Regions from separate parts of the Homo sapiens genome. Here region 2 is linked to region 1. Evidence: read pairs that join two places in POLR2A ChIA-PET (ENCODE). Cell type or tissue: Panc1. All regions are shown on one strand. Links, peaks and the distances in the headings refer to the core of each region. The heading gives the core; the rest is flanking DNA.

Evidence for each region. Peaks named below come from ENCODE experiments on the same cell type or tissue, not always from the same donor. Only the 100,000 strongest peaks of a DNase experiment are listed, where the experiment ranks them.
Region 2: POLR2A ChIA-PET joins it to region 1 with 13 read pairs; 7 of 35 experiments call an interaction of 5 or more read pairs at or near these places.

Annotation. Positions count from the first base shown.
Region 1 is chr2:85,659,076-85,667,382 of GRCh38, reverse strand. It overlaps SFTPB (surfactant protein B), which reads left to right. Exons shown (of 11, transcript NM_000542.5): 3 at 206-277; 4 at 641-766; 5 at 1,589-1,777; 6 at 2,005-2,094; 7 at 3,536-3,719; 8 at 3,892-4,037; 9 at 5,274-5,354; 10 at 5,848-5,929; 11 at 7,701-8,307. The coding sequence ends at 5,910. Among named protein-coding and RNA genes, the nearest start is that of SFTPB, 5.0 kb to the left of the region's middle. In Panc1, for the core only: no CTCF peak of the experiment used is centred there; no DNase peak of the experiment used is centred there.
Region 2 is chr2:85,528,076-85,536,400 of GRCh38, reverse strand. No RefSeq gene overlaps it. Among named protein-coding and RNA genes, the nearest start is that of PARTICL, 6.6 kb to the left of the region's middle. In Panc1, for the core only: no CTCF peak of the experiment used is centred there; no DNase peak of the experiment used is centred there; H3K27ac peaks cover 3,457 bases.

The sequences.
Region 1 (8,307 bases), core at 1-8,000:
GAATAAAGATGGATGGATTGGGATGGATGAATAGAAGAGATGGATGGGATAAATTGATATGGATGAGATGGGACAAGTTGGGCTGGTGGGCAGCTGCATGTGCCTTGGAGTGCTCTGTTGGCCTCTTCCTAAGAGAACCTCCCCATTGGAGCTGGGAGCCTCCCCCACTCATGTGTCCTCCACCTTGGGGCCCCTCCCTCCCCAGGATGACCTATGCCAAGAGTGTGAGGACATCGTCCACATCCTTAACAAGATGGCCAAGGAGGCCATTTTCCAGGTAATGATGCCCAGATCCTGGATGAAGGTTGGGGCCCAAGAGATGAGGGACAGAGCAGGGAAGAGCTGAGCCCCCTAAAGGGGCCATTTCCAGGCTGAGGAGGAGGCCTGGGTGCCTGGGAAGTCCCAGCTCCTCCTGGCTGGGAGCAGGTCATGGCCCTGAGCTCAATAGCACAGCCAGAGATGGTCTTCCCTGAGGGGAAGGGCCCCTACATGTGCCCAACTACTTAACTCCTTGGCACTCGTGAACTCCAGCACCCTGGGGGATTAGGGGTCAGTCTGCCCTGGTGGGGCCTTGTGTCCAGGGACTTGGGCGGGGTAGACCTCAGAGAGGCCCAGCTGACGGCCCCCTCTGGCCTCCCAGGACACGATGAGGAAGTTCCTGGAGCAGGAGTGCAACGTCCTCCCCTTGAAGCTGCTCATGCCCCAGTGCAACCAAGTGCTTGACGACTACTTCCCCCTGGTCATCGACTACTTCCAGAACCAGACTGTGAGGGCTGCAAGCTCACCTCCTGCCTGCCTCCCCACGCAGGCCCCTGTGCCCACCCATGGGGAGCCACACACACAGCACCCCAGCCAGCCAGACACACACACACACACACACACACACACAGCACCCAAGCCGGCCAGACACAAACACACAGCACCCCAGCCAGCCGGACACACACACACACACACACACAACACCCCAGCTGGCCGGACACACACACACACAGTACCCCAGCTGGCCGGACACACACACACACAGCACCCTATCCAGACACATACACACACACAGTACCCCAGCCAGCTGGAAACACACACACACACAGCACTCCATCCAGACACATACCCACACAGTACCCCAGCCAGCCAGACACACACACACACACACACACACACACACACACAGCACACACACAGCACCCCAGCTGGCCACACACACACACACACACACCCTGTCCACAAAGGGCCTAGGAAACTACGTGCCCTTCAGCCATGCACCCGACCATGGGCCCCCAGGTTCAGGTGCACACGGTGGGCCTGTACGCTCACACACCCTTACACCCTCACTCTCACACACATGCTTACACACTTATTCATTCTCACATATATGCTCATGCTCATTCACACACAATCCCGGCCACCTGCCCTAAAGTCCCCACACAGCCCTATCTTTGCCTTTTGTCCCCCCACATAGAGTTCTAAACCACAGCACCCCCACTAGGCCTGCTTCCTCCCATTCCAGTGGTCCCTGAGCCCTTGGGCCGGCCTGAATAGGGGTGGGCTTCCCTCCCAGACCCTAACACTCCCACCCTGTGCTGTGCCCCAGGACTCAAACGGCATCTGTATGCACCTGGGCCTGTGCAAATCCCGGCAGCCAGAGCCAGAGCAGGAGCCAGGGATGTCAGACCCCCTGCCCAAACCTCTGCGGGACCCTCTGCCAGACCCTCTGCTGGACAAGCTCGTCCTCCCTGTGCTGCCCGGGGCCCTCCAGGCGAGGCCTGGGCCTCACACACAGGTGAGGGAGGCCCCCACAGCCAGTAAAGTGGAGATCCAGAGGGCTAGAGCCACCTCCGAAGCCCATGGGCACTGGGCCCTGGGAGAGGCAGAGCCGGGAAGGTGATAGGAAGCTCCAGGCAGGGCCTAAGGGAGGAGGGAGAGAAAGGGAGGAAGAGAGAGGGGAGGAGAGCCTGGAGGACTCTTCTCCCAGCACCCAGCCTGGCCTCCACCTGATTCTTTCCCCAGGATCTCTCCGAGCAGCAATTCCCCATTCCTCTCCCCTATTGCTGGCTCTGCAGGGCTCTGATCAAGCGGATCCAAGCCATGATTCCCAAGGTGAGGCATCCAGGGCCTCACAGAGCCCAGGAGCACACGCATACCTGTAGCTCCCTGCAGCTCCCACCTCTCTCCCAACTCACACCCCCGTCAGGACCCAGCTGGCTGCCAGAAGTTAGGAGGGGAGAGAGCCGCTTGTGCATTGCCCCCACCCAGGGGACCCTGGGGCTCAGGCTCAGGCCTGGTAGGTGCCAGGCCTACAGTTCATGCAACAAACATTAAGCCCCCACTGTATGGAGGTGCCACGCCAGGAGCCAAAGTACAAAAACGGACAAGACGCAGCTTTGTCCTCCAGCAGCTCACCATCTGATGGAGAAAGATCCCCAGAGGTCTCTGTAGAAAGGTTGCTTTGATCTTTCAAGAGGGGAATTTCCACAGATAGATTCCCCATCCTTGCCTGAGTCCAACTTGGAGTCTTCCAGACCTGCAGTGGCTATTGTCCAATGGCCCCGCCAGCCCAGGGCTACCTTGCCCAAATTGGGGCCCAAATGAGGAAAGGCCCTGCCCCCTCAGCCTTTCCCAGATAGGGTTGCGTGGGCCACCAGGGGCACAAGGCAGCAGGTGAGGTTCCTGCTGAGGCAGGTGGTTCACTTGAGCCCAGGAGTTCAAGACCAGCTTGGGCAACATGGCGAAACCCCGTCTCTACTAAGAATACAAAAATTAGCCAGATGTGACAGGTGCCTGTAGTCCCAGCTACTCGGGAGGCTGAGGCAGGAGAATCACTTGAACCCAGGAGGCGGAGGTTGCAGTGAGCCGACATCACGCCACTGTACTCTAGCCTGGGTGACAGAGCAAGACTCTGTCTCAAAAAAAAAGAAAGAAGGAAAGATCACTGCAGAGATTGCAGTGAGAGGTGATGGGACAGGGACGGAGCTGAGGGCTGGCCTGGGGATGCATTTGGGAGGTGGGCCCACTGCTATTGGGCATGGATGGGCCTGGAGCGTGAGGACCAGGGAGGACTCCAAAGTGACTTTTACACACTGGCCAGAGCAACCAGCCCTCTGTAATGCCAGCAGCTGAGATGGGGAGACTAAAGAAGAAAACAGGTTTGAGCAAAAAAACAGAGAGCTCCCTCCTGGCCATGTTGAGTTCAAGATGCCTGTGTGAAGTGCAGGAGAGGAGAGTCAGGCAAGCAGCTGAATCCCAAGCATTGGGGGAAGGTCAGGTCCACCATGTCAGTCTGAGAGTCACTAGCTGTGGGCCAGAGCCTTTGGGGCCAGACGTAGGTCTGAAGCTGGCTCCTACACTCAGTGACCCTGTGTGAGTCCCCTGCATCCCCTGGACTCTCTGATCCCCAGTGTCCTTATTTGTGAATAGCCTTGCCCTCCCTTCTAGAAGAGAATGAGGGAATGCGTAGGAAGTGCCCAGCTGGGTGCTGGGCAGAGAGTGGAGGCTTGCCAAGTGAAGGTCCCATGCTGGCCTCTCTCCGCCCCCGCCCCAGGGTGCGCTAGCTGTGGCAGTGGCCCAGGTGTGCCGCGTGGTACCTCTGGTGGCGGGCGGCATCTGCCAGTGCCTGGCTGAGCGCTACTCCGTCATCCTGCTCGACACGCTGCTGGGCCGCATGCTGCCCCAGCTGGTCTGCCGCCTCGTCCTCCGGTGCTCCATGGATGACAGCGCTGGCCCAAGTGAGCCCACTGCCCACTCCTTAGCCCAATGCCTGCTCTCCTCCTCCCCCTACCCTGCCACTGCATGACCCTCTCCCTCTGTGGTCCCACTGCAATGCACCAAGGAGGACAGAAACCAAACACCTCTGTAGGGTGGCCTTGCCTGCTTTCCCCCTAATGCTCACATCTCCAGGGTCGCCGACAGGAGAATGGCTGCCGCGAGACTCTGAGTGCCACCTCTGCATGTCCGTGACCACCCAGGCCGGGAACAGCAGCGAGCAGGCCATACCACAGGCAATGCTCCAGGCCTGTGTTGGCTCCTGGCTGGACAGGGAAAAGGTATGGGCTGGGCACATGGGGACTCATGGTCAGGGCCCGTTCAAGGCAGAAGGCTGAGCCCAGGAAAGGCTTTGCAGCCAGAGACACCTAGGATGGGCCAGAATGGAGCACAGACAGGCAGACAGGATGTGGGGCAGACAATGGTGGGACTGTAAGTTAGGGCAGAGCCTGCTAAAGGTTAGGAGTCGCCTCTGGACAAAGGGCTGTGGGCTCCAGAGGACCAGCAGGCCCTCTTCACGGGCTGAGTGAGCACCAGGCAAGCCTTCAGAGGCCTGGTTATCTACCAGGAGATGAGTAATGCTAGGGCCAGTTCAAGCCAGGAAAGGGACTAGCCTTCTCTCCAGGGTCCTGATCCCTTTACTGCCCCCACACTCCTCAAGGTGTGACTCACTCAGGACAAACCCATTGGCAAAAGGAGAGGGCTGGACTTGAAGGTCCTAGGGCCCTTGCCAATACTCAGTCAATGACAGGAAATTCCCTTTTTTTTTTTTTTTTTTTTTTTTTTGAGATGGAGTTTTGCTCTTGTTGCCCAGGCTGGAGTGCAATGGCACAATCTTGGCTCACTGCAACCTCTGCCTCCGGGTTCAGGCGATTCTCCTGCCTCAGCCTCTTGAGTAGCTGGGATTACAGGCATGTGCTACCAGGCCCGGCTAATTTTTGTATTTTTAGTAGAGACAAGGTTTCACCATATTGGTCAGGCTGGTCTCGAACCCCTGACCTGAAGTGATCTGCCCGCCTTGGCCTCCCAAAGTGCTGGGATTACAGGCATAAGCCACTGCACCCGGACAGGAAATTCCCTTCTTAAAGCGAGATCCTGTCCTGAGGAAAGCCAGCTGATGCTCTTCCCAGGAGGCAGCTGTCCACACTGTGCTCCCTGCTCAGCAACTCCCAAGCCTCCCGACTGCCCATCACATCTGGTCTCAAGGACCAGATGAACGTTAAGTTTCCTTCTAGAACTGAAATGGAGGTGGAGGGAGGGGAGGGTGGTGGCTGAGATTCCACCCCTCTGCCTGAGTCCTCCGTCTCCAGTGTCGCCTGCTTTTCTGATGGAAGTCCTCCATTTCAGCTGGCTCCAGTTTGTTAAGGGTTTCAACTGCAGCCAGAGGTGTTCCGTGAGGGCTGATGGAGGAGTCGGGAGGGAGCCCTAGAGTGATCCAGAGATGTGGAGAGGCCAGGACCACACGACAGGAGAGTCCTGCAAAGGGACCCTCCACAGCTGTGTGTCTCCTTCCTCAGTGCAAGCAATTTGTGGAGCAGCACACGCCCCAGCTGCTGACCCTGGTGCCCAGGGGCTGGGATGCCCACACCACCTGCCAGGTACACCCACCCCTCCCAGTTGGTCCTAGGACTTCCCTTGGCTCCCAGAGCCCCCACCCTTTGGGCCCGTGATCCTCAGAGGCCTCACTCCCCTGGGTCCAAGGTGGTCCCAGGTGCACGGGCCAGGGACTGGGAGGCACCCCTCTCTGTTTCAGTGTAAAAAATCATGAGAGCATGGAAAAGGGGGATGGGAAGGGAGGGATGGCCTGAGGAGTGCGGCTGGATGTCCATTATAGGATGGGGCTGTGTTCCCTGGCCAGTGTGTGCTGGTGGGGTGGGGGTACAAAGTGGGTGTTCTGGAGTGAACATCTCACCTCCTCAGGCTCTAAACCCTAAGGCCTGTGGCTCAGGGAGTGGCCCGAGGGGTCTACAGAGTCACACTGGTAGCACCCACTAGGCGGGAGGTGGAGTGAGTGCTGTTCTTTCCCGGAAGAGCTGGGTGTGGGGAGCTGAGGGGGCCCAGGCCTCAGCCCTGGTGCTGTCCCTGTGACAGGCCCTCGGGGTGTGTGGGACCATGTCCAGCCCTCTCCAGTGTATCCACAGCCCCGACCTTTGATGAGAACTCAGCTGTCCAGGTGAGTCCAGGCCCCCAGTTGCGGGGAGGTAAGGGGGCAGGTCCTGACCATCAGGGCATGGGAGGCCCTTCTGCTCCCCAAGCAGGAAGAGGCGGCCACTCCTGCCGGCTGCTCCATCCTCCCTCTCACCGCACAGCTGGAGGCTCCTGAGGGCTTCTGGCTGGCCATCAGGAAAACACCCTTTCCGGACCCCGAGCACTGCCCCGCCCAGAACCCCAGTCACTGAGTGCCCAACCCCCAGCTTCCCCCCCAACCCCCCGCCCTGCCCTGTCCCAGGCCTCCCTCTCAGAGCTTGCCCCAGGGACTCTCTGGCCCTCAGGGTTCAATGTATTCTGACCAAGGCCAAGCTTTCCTGGGGCTCAGGGAAAATCACACTTTGCTACCCGAAGCTGTATCCCCTCAGATGCCAGGAAGGCCGTGATCATCTGACTCCACCCTCCTGAGACACATTCTCTCCCTGACTGTCCTGTTCTAAGTCAGCGGAGCACCTTAGGATGGAGGGGTGGAGGCGAGGCCAGATGCAGCCTCTGTGAACAGGTGCCTGGAGGCTGGGAAATGACCCTGAGAGGGCAGGACACAGCAACCGTGGGCTTAAGGTGACCTTGAGAGCAAGCTTGGCCCACTTTACAATTCTGTTCAGAGCCAGCCCCTAACATGGTGGTCATTTATTCATTTGTTCCCTCATTTTAAAAAATGTAAGGCCAGGCATGGTGGCTCACGCCGGTAATCCCAGCACTTTGGGAGGCCGAGGCAGGCAGATCACCTGAGGTCAGGAGTTCGAGACTAGCCTGGCCAACATGGCGAAACCCTGTCTCTACTAAAAATATTTTTTAAAAATTAGCTGAGCATGGTGGCAGGTGCCTGTAATCCCAGCTACTCAGGACGCTTAGGCAGGAGAATCACTTGAACCTGGGAGGCGAAGGTTGCGGTGTGCCGAGATCGTGCCACTGCACTCTAGCCTAGGCAACAGAGCACAACTCTGTCTCAGGAAAAAAAAAAAAAAAAAAAAGGTATTTCTTTGCTGGGCGCAGTGGCTCACACCTGTAATCCCAGCACTTTGGGAGACCGAGGCGAGTGGATCACTTGAGGTCAGGAGTTCAAGACCAGCCTTACCAACATGATGAAACCCCGTATCTACTAAAAAAAAAAAAAAAAAAAAAAAAAATTAGCCAGATGTGGTGGCACACACCTGTAATCCCAGCTACTTGGGAGGCTGAGGAGGAGAATTGCTTGAACCTGGGAGGCGGAGATTGCAGCGAGCCAAGATTGCGCCTCTGCACTCCAGCCTGGGTGACAGAGTGAGACTCCGTCTCAAAAAAAAAAAAAAAAAAGTAGTGGGTGCCTGTGGCCAGGCCACATCCTAGGGTAGGGGCTATGGCTGAGCCCTGCCCTCCTGGAGCTCACAGCCAAGTCCACTTCTTCCATCTGAGGCGGGGAAGCCAGCCCTGTTCCTGAAACCCTGCATCACAAGCCCCTGTGGGAGGCAGTGGGGAGGGGAGGTCCTCCCCCACTCAGACCTGACCCACAGGGACCAGTTTAATGTGTCCTTGCCCCAGTGATGACAGCTGGGGATCTGGGGGTGGGGAGTCACCCAGGACCCGGGCAGTCGCCTTTCCCCAGCTCCTAGGGCTCCCGGCCTTCCCTGCTGAAACAGCAAGACCAGTGGGTTGGCGTGGGAGGCCTGGGCTTCAAACCACCTCTGCTATCACCTGGCTGTGGGTCCCCAGGCAGGACATACACACAGTCCCTCTCTGGCCCTCATCCTCCTCAGCTGCAAAGGAAAAGCCAAGTGAGACGGGCTCTGGGACCATGGTGACCAGGCTCTTCCCCTGCTCCCTGGCCCTCGCCAGCTGCCAGGCTGAAAAGAAGCCTCAGCTCCCACACCGCCCTCCTCACCGCCCTTCCTCGGCAGTCACTTCCACTGGTGGACCACGGGCCCCCAGCCCTGTGTCGGCCTTGTCTGTCTCAGCTCAACCACAGTCTGACACCAGAGCCCACTTCCATCCTCTCTGGTGTGAGGCACAGCGAGGGCAGCATCTGGAGGAGCTCTGCAGCCTCCACACCTACCACGACCTCCCAGGGCTGGGCTCAGGAAAAACCAGCCACTGCTTTACAGGACAGGGGGTTGAAGCTGAGCCCCGCCTCACACCCACCCCCATGCACTCAAAGATTGGATTTTACAGCTACTTGCAATTCAAAATTCAGAAGAATAAAAAATGGGAACATACAGAACTCTAAAAGATAGACATCAGAAATTGTTAAGTTAAGCTTTTTCAAAAAATCAGCAATTCCCCAGCGTAGTCAAGGGTGGACACTGCACGCTCTGGCATGATGGGATGGCGACCGGGCAAGCTTTCTTCCTCGAGATGCTCTGCTGC
Region 2 (8,325 bases), core at 298-8,297, 130 kb after region 1:
AAAGGAAGGGAAGGAAACGGAAAATGAACGAATATAAAGATGGCAGAAGGGGGCGGGGCACGGTGGCTCACGCCTGTAATCCCAGCACTTTGGGAGGCCGAGGCGGGGTGGATCACGAGGTCAGGAGATCCAGACCATCCTGGCTAACACGGTGAAATCCCATCTCTACTAAAAATACAAAAAATTAGCTGGGCGTGGTGGCGGGCGCCTGTAATCCCAGCTGCTTGGGAGGCTGAGGCAGGAGAATGATGTGAACCCGGGAGGTGGAGCTTGCAGTGAGCTGAGACCGCACTACTGCACTCCAGCCTGGGCGACGGAGCAAGACTCCGTCTCAAAAAAAAAGATGGCAGAAGGAAGCAGAGAAATGAGAGACTCTGGCGATCATGTGAAATCAATGGAAAGAGGTCCTGCTTTGTTTTAGTCGTAAGCATTGTAATTAATAAAATTAAGACTTCTTTGTTAACAGGGAAGCACATGGCCATCCTGTTCTGACAGGAATAAGATTTCTGATTTCATAGATGCGTGTCCTAAGGGTGAACTAAACCAGGAGAAATTGTTGGTTTATTTCCTGTTTATCGTTAATGAATTTGTTGAATGTGAAGTGTTGTAAAGCACGTAGGAAAAATCTAATCACTGCCTAAAGGCTTCAGATTTCTCAAGCCAGAGAACATTAATGTAGCAGTAACCCTACAAAAAAGGCAAAGTTGGGATTGGATAAAAATGGTATTTGTGACTCAAACAGCAAATAAAATAACTCCTTATTAGCCTGTCAGTCATGGGGAGAGTTCCAGAAAACATTTGCAGTGCAAGAAGCTGTTGATGTGGCAGGAGAAAAGAGGAGGGTGACAGTAGGGATAGCAAAGAGCAAGTGAAGGTGTGGAGGTGTTGAGAAGGAGGTTCCTAGGCTGTGTGTCTTAAGAGCACCTTCTATGTGAAGACAGACCAAGAAGAAAGAAATGTAGGCCACGTCTCCAAATTTGTGGCAGTTCTTTAGGGCCAAAGCTTAGATATCTCGGATGGCCTCAGAGGCAAGCTAGTTCTAGTGGGATCAGAAACAAGTACTATGTGAACCCCCTCATTATTAGGCTTTTTGTATTTTGTTTTTATTTCTATGTTTTTCTCTTTTGATACTTAAATCTTTTTACAGTCCCAATAAAGAAGTCCTGAATGGAAGAATAGATATGGTACAGTGAAGAAGACACTGAAGGAGATAATAATATGATGACAATAGCTACACTTTATTGTGACAGGCACTGTTGTAATATCTACTACTCACAACAGCTCTATTTCTCTTCCTGTTTTACAGATGAAGAAACTGGCATGTTATTCGTCCATGTCACACATCAAATCAGTAGTGGAGCTAGGGCCTTGAGCCTGGTCTGACCTCTAAATTCATGCCCCTTCTTATAGCCAAACAATAAATACTGCATACTCCCTGAGGTCGTTAATATTAACAATTTGGTTTATATCCTCCCTTTCCTTTTTCTGTGAACACACACACGCACACATCTTACTATTCAGAGAAACATGGATTTTTTTTTTCTTAACAATTTTCATGACTGTCTCTCCAGGATACTATGTAGAGCTGTAAATCATTTCCTTCTCTTTTACTGTGGGAAAATATATACAACATAAAATAGGTAGCTCACCAAGGAGAAAATGCAAATTGCAATAAACATATGAAAAAAATGCTCAACCTCGTTGATAGATGTGATGTTAATATATGTGTGAATTTATATATGTTTTTATCCATGGTTCCTGGCTCATAACTCCCATAGCCCTTGTTATACAGTGTTTCGTTATAATGTTGAGAGTGTTAGGACTCAGGAGCAGGCCTCAGGAAACAGAATCTCTCTGACTTTTTCCTGCTTCTCTTTCACCTGCCCCAAGGCAGGACTCTAATCTTGCCCTGCCCTTCTGATCATGGGTCATAAGACCCTCATTCCAGAGAGGGTCCTACCCCATACCCTGGGACAAAGAATGCTGAGAGGACTGGGTTCAGAGAGTTTCTGGAGAGCTGAACAGGTGGAGGCTGACAGGAAAGTGAATAAGAACTCATCCACGTGCCAGGAGGGTGGCACACCCCAACTCCATGGTAACAGAAGCTCCTACACTTGGGACCCTCCCAGACCTCACCCTATGTATCTCTTCATCTGGCTGTTTGTTTGTATCCTTTAAAATAACCAGTAAAAATGAGCAAGTGCTTCCCTAAGTTCTATGAGCCACTCTAGCGGAAAAAAAAAATTTTTTTTTTTTGAGACAGAGTTTTGCTCTTCCACCCAGGCTGGAGTGAAGTGGCGAGATCTCAGCTCACTGCAGCCTCCACCCCTGAGTTCAAGTGATTCTGCTGCCTCAGCCTACGAGTAGCTGGGATTATAGGCGCCTGCCACCATGCCCTGCTAATTTTTGTATTTTTAGTAGAGACCGGGTTTTGCCATGTTGGCCAGGCTGGTCTTGAATTCCTGACCTCAGGTAATCTGCCCACCTCCGCCTCCCAAAGTGCTGGGATTACAGGTATGAGCCACCGTGCCCGGCACACTCTAGCAAATTAATCAGACCTAAAGAGGAGGTGGTACCATGACTGTGGTCTGTATGGATCTTCACCTTTACTCTAGGGGCAGGAGATACGTGGGAATGCTGTCATCTGCTCTCCTTGCAGGTGGTCCGGTAGCTGCACAGACAGTGACCCTTGCTGGACAAGTACCTGGTTGATAAAATTGCTCAAAACCTGCAAATATACTACACATGGTCCACTGCTGTAGTGAAGTGCCGGCCCCCTGTACCCCAGTGACTTGAAACTTTTTAAATATCTGACAAAATCTATGGATCTCCCTAGAAATCACACACACACATGGACAAACATTTTATGTATAATTTCTGAAACTTAACCATATATTGCAAGTTAAGAATCCTTGCTAGGGCCGGTGCGGTGGCTCACGCCTGTAATCCCAGCACTTTGGGCGGCCAAGGTGGATCACCTGAGGTCAGGAGTTTGACACCAGCCTGACCAACATGGTGAAACCCCGTCTCTACTAAAAATACAAAAATTAGCTGGGCATGGTGGTGCATGCCTATAATTCCAGCTACTCAGGGGGCTGAGGCAGGAGAATCACTTGAACCTGGGAGGCGGAGGTTGCAGTGGAGCTGAGATCACACCACTGTACTCCAGTCTGTCGGGACGACAGAGTGAGACTCCGTCTCAAAAAAAAATTTTTTTTTAAATCCTTTGGTATCTCTCATAAATTTAAATTCACATTCCCTAGTATCTGCAGTCCCACCTCTAGAAAGCTATTCTAGTCCAGGCACGGTGGCTCACGCCTGTAATTCCAGCACTTTGGGTGGCCAAGGTGGGTGGATCACTTGAGGTCAGGAGCTCGGGACCAGCCTGGACCAACATGGTGAAACCCCGTCTCTACTAAAAATACAAGAATTAGCTGGGCGTGGTGGTGGTGCCTGTAATCCCAGATACTTGGGAGGCTGAGGCAGGAGAATCACTTGAAACCCGGAGGTGAAGGTTGCAGTGAGCCGAGATCGTGCCACTGCGCTCTCGCCTGAACAACAAGAGTGAAACTCTGTCAAAAGATAAAGAGAGGGAGGGAGGGAGGGAGGAGAAAAGAGGAGGGGAGGGGAGGAAAGGAAAGCCTGGCGCGGTGGCTCACGCCTGTAATCCCAGCACTTTGGGAGGCCAAGGTGGGTGGATCGCGAGGTCAAGAGATTGAGACCAGCCCGGCCAACATGGTGAAACCCCATCTCTACTGAAAATACAAAAAATTAGCCGGGCGTGGTGGCACATGCCTGTAATCCCAGCTACTTGGGAGGCTGAGGCAGGAGAATCGCTTGAACCTGGGAGGCAGAGGTTGTGGTGGGCTGATTTTGTGCCATTGTACTCCAGCCTGGGCAACAAGAGCGAAACTCTGCCTCAAAAAAAAAAAAAAAAAAACGAAAAAAACAAATTTATATATTTTGGATATGGAGTCTCGTTTTGTCACCCAGGCTGGAGTACAGTGGTGCAATCTCAGCTTACTGCAAGCTTTGCCTCCCAGGTTCAAGCGATTTTGGTGCCTCAGCCTCCCAAGTAGCTGGGATTACAGACGCCCGGCACCACGACCGACTAATTTTTTGTATTTTTAGTAGAGATGGGGTTTCACTATGTTGGCCAGGCTGGTCTCAAACTTCTGATCTCAAGTGATCTGCTCGCCTCAGCCTCACAAAGTGCTGGGATTACAGGCATGAGCCACCATGCCCAGCCACAGGTGTATATTTTTTTGGTTCATAGAATAAATTCTGGGAATCTGCACGCCAAACTTTACAATGAGTATCTCTGTGGGTGGGATTTATACTTTTCCTGTACTAACTCGTGTCATTTGAAATTGTAAAAATTTGTAAGAATTATTTCAGCAAGTTAACCAAAAAAGATTAGCAGCAAATGTGAGTTATCTCTAGGGTATGGAGTGTGGTGAATAAACAGGCTATAGGAGCCAGGCAGTAGTGGTTCATTCTAGTGAGCTCCCCCAGTGCAAGGAAAGCAGGCTTTTTTTTTTTTTTTTTTTTTTGAGACATGGTCTTTCTGTATGTAGTGTTGCAATCTTGGCTTACTGCAACCTCCTAGGCTTAAGCAATCCTCCCACCTCATCTTGCCAGGTAGCTGGAACCACAGGTGCATGCCACCACACCTGGCTAATTTTTATATTTTTTGTAGATAGGGGGTTTCACCATATTACTCAGGTTGGTCTCGAACAACTGAGCTCAGGTGAGCTGCCTACCTCGGCCTCCCAAAGTGCTGGGACTATAGGCATGAGCCATCATGCCTGGCCAAAGCAAGCATTTTCTATGGCACACCTTCTATGGGGAAGCTCCCAAATACCAGGTAACCTGCCTCAGAGGTGCCATCACCACTGCAGAGCCCTCTGTGAAAAGAAGGACAGCCAACCCATGCTTCATTGTGTTCATTCTTCTGAAGTCATTTGTCACCTGATGGACCACTGAACTTTTTATTTTATAAATATGCAAAGTATACACAATAGACACCCCCACCCCCACACATATCGTGGATACTGTCACAGTCCCAGCCTAAGCTTCAGTGTCCTGAGATACTCTATATGCAGGGGCAATACTGTCCTAGGCATTCCTTTAGTTTGAGAATCTTACTTGGAGATTGGACTACACTCATGGTGTCTGCAGTCTGGCTGGGCCTTGGGAACTACGTGTCATAAGTTACCTGATGGGTAGCCCTTGTGGGCGTGGCCTGGTGTGTACAGACTCTGCGCTCTCCCTGGAATCCTGCCCATGCCAGGCCTACTGCTGCCACCAACACTGGCACTGCCAGGCTCTGCCCCTTGGCCTCCTGCCATGATTTTTTTTTTTTTAAGATGGAGTCTCTCTCTGTTGCCCAGGCTGGAGTGCAGTGGCGCCATCTCGGCTCACTGCAAGCTCTGCCTCCTGGGTTCACGCCATTCTCCTGCCTCAGCCTCCCGAGTAGCTGGGACTACAGGCGCCCGCCACCATGCCTGGCTAATTTTTTGTATTTTTAGTAGAGACGGGGTTTCACCATGTTAGCCAGGATGGTCTCGATCTCCTGACCTCGTGATCCACTCGCCTCAGCCTCCCAAAGTGCTGGGATTATAGGTGTGAGCCACCGTGCCCGGCCTGTGATTTTTTTTTTGTGATGGAGTCTCACTCTGTCACTTAGGCTGGAGTACAGTGGTGCAGTCTCGGCTCACTGCAACCTCTGCCTCCTGGGTTCAAGCAATTCTCCTGCCTCAGCCTTCCGAGTAGCTGGGATTACAGGCACCCACCACCATGCCAGGCTAATTTTTGTATTATTTTTAATAGAGATGGGATTTTCCCATGTTGGCCAGACAGGTGAACTCCTTACCTCAGGTGATTGGGCTGCCTTGGCCTCCCAGAGTGCTAAGATTACAGGCGTGAGCTACTGCACCCAGCCCATGATCTTGGTTTCTTAGAAATGACACCAAAAACATAAGCAGCCAAAGAAAGATGAGCTAAATTGGATCTCATCAAAATTAAAAACTGTGTTAAAGGACACTGTCAAGAAAGTGAAAAGACAACCCACAGAATGAGAGAAAATGTTGACAAATCCTGAATCTAACAAGGGTTAACAAGGATGTGGAGAAATTGGAACACATGTACACCGCTGGTGGGAATGTAAACTGGTGCTGCCGCATTGGAAAACAGTTCTGTAGTTTCTCAAAAAGTTCAACATAGTTACTATATGACCCAGCAGGCCCACTCCTAGGTGTATGCTCAAGAGAGCTGCAACACATGTTTACACAAAAACTTGTACACAAATGTTCATAGCAACTTTTCATTGTAGTCAAAAGGTAGAAGCAACCAAATGTCCATCAACTGATGAATGGATAAATATAATGTGGTATATCCATATAATGGAATATTATTTGGCCATAGAAAGGAATAAAGTACTGATACATGCCACAACATGAATGAATCTTTTTTTTTTCTGAGACAGAGTCTCCCTCTGTTGCCCAGGCTGGAGTGCACTGGCATGAACTTGGCTCACTGCAAAATTCTGCCTCCCGGGTTGAAGCAATTCTCCTGCCTCAGCCTCCCAAGTAGCTGGGATTACAGGTGCCTGCCACCATGCCTGGCTAGTTTTTTGTATTTTTAGTAGAGACGGGGTTTCACCATGTTGGCCAGGCTGGTCTGGAACTCCTGACCTCCGGTGATCTACCCGCCTTGGCCTCCCAAAGTGCTGGGATTACAGGCATGAGCCGCCGTGCCCGGCCAACATAGATGAATCTTGAAGACATTATGCTAAGTGAAAGAAATCAGTGACAAAAAGCATACACTGTATAGTTCCATTTGTATGAAATGTCCAGGCTGGGTGCAGTAGCTCATCTTGTCATCCCAGAACTTCGGGAGACCAAGATGGGAGGATCACTTGAACTCAGGAGTTTGAGTCCAGCCTGGGCAACATGGTGAGAACCTGTCTCTACAAAAAATACACAAATTAGCCAGGGATGGTTGGCACACACCTGTAGTCCCAGCTACTAGGGAGGCTGAGGTGGGAGGATCACCTGAGCCTGGGAGGTTGAGGCTGCAGTGAGCTGTGATTGTGCCACAGCACTCCAGCCTGGGTTACAGAGTGAGACCCTGTTTCAAAAAAAAAGGCAGAATAGGCAAATCAAATCCATAGAAACAAAAAGTAGATTCGTGGTGGCCAGGGGCTGGTGGAAGAAGGGAGTGGAGAGTAACTGCTAATGGGTATGGAGTTTCTTTTTGGAAAGATAAAAATATTCTGGAATTAGATAGTGGTAATGGTTACAAAACGCTATGAATATACTAAACATCACTGATACACATCAAAAAGGTGCGTTTTATGGTATGTGAATTATATCTCAATTACAAAAATTGTCTTTTTATGTTTGGAAAAATAAGAGAAAACGACCTATACTGCCAGCTCGTTAGCAAAACTACTGTTAACATCCCTTTTGGGTTTTTAAAAAGTATAATTTAAATATATTTATAGGTAAATAGTGTAAATGTATTAGTTTCATCAAAAGTTAAATCATTGTATTATTAGCATTTTTCTGTCATCACCTTGTCTTTATATTCGTGATCATTAAGCACTCCGTGATAATAAATTCAAAGGATTTTCTGAGCAATTCCTGAGTGTTGGACATACAGGCTGTTTGAAGTTAGTTTTCCATTACTTAAACAACACTGTAAATGAACTTCTTGTGCATAGAAGTTTTTTTTATATTTGGAATTCTTTCTTTAGGAAAGATTTCCCAAAGTAGAGTAATAGGTCAGAGTAGAAGTACTGGGTCAAAGCTTATTGATTTGTGCTGCTGCAGTTATTTCCCAAAGAGACAAGTGGCTTTGGACCTGGTCAGTTCCCTTGCCACCTGTTCCTGATGTTATGCACCAAATGGGAGAAGGGAGAAGATGGTGACTGCTCCAACTTGAAAGCTCTGGATGATCAAGGAGTTTCAAGCAGTCAGATGGTCAGCCAAGCACCAATGGACAGAAAGCACCGGGAGCGATCCCTTACTTGAGCATTTTAGGGCTGTTCAATCTTCTTTGATTGATTGAGGCTCCTACTTGTGAAAAGGTGAAATTCATGGGGTTCTATCACTCTATTAACTTCCCTAGGACAATAGACAATGGTTCAGACACCTGGACTCATAAAGTAACCACCATACAGGCAGAGGATGTGAACAGATTACAAGAAATACAAATAGCCAATAAGTATGTGAAAAGATATTCAACCTCACTCATAGTCAAAGAAATGTAAAGCAGAATGAGTTTCCACTTTTCATCATATTGGAAAACAAATAAAAATTT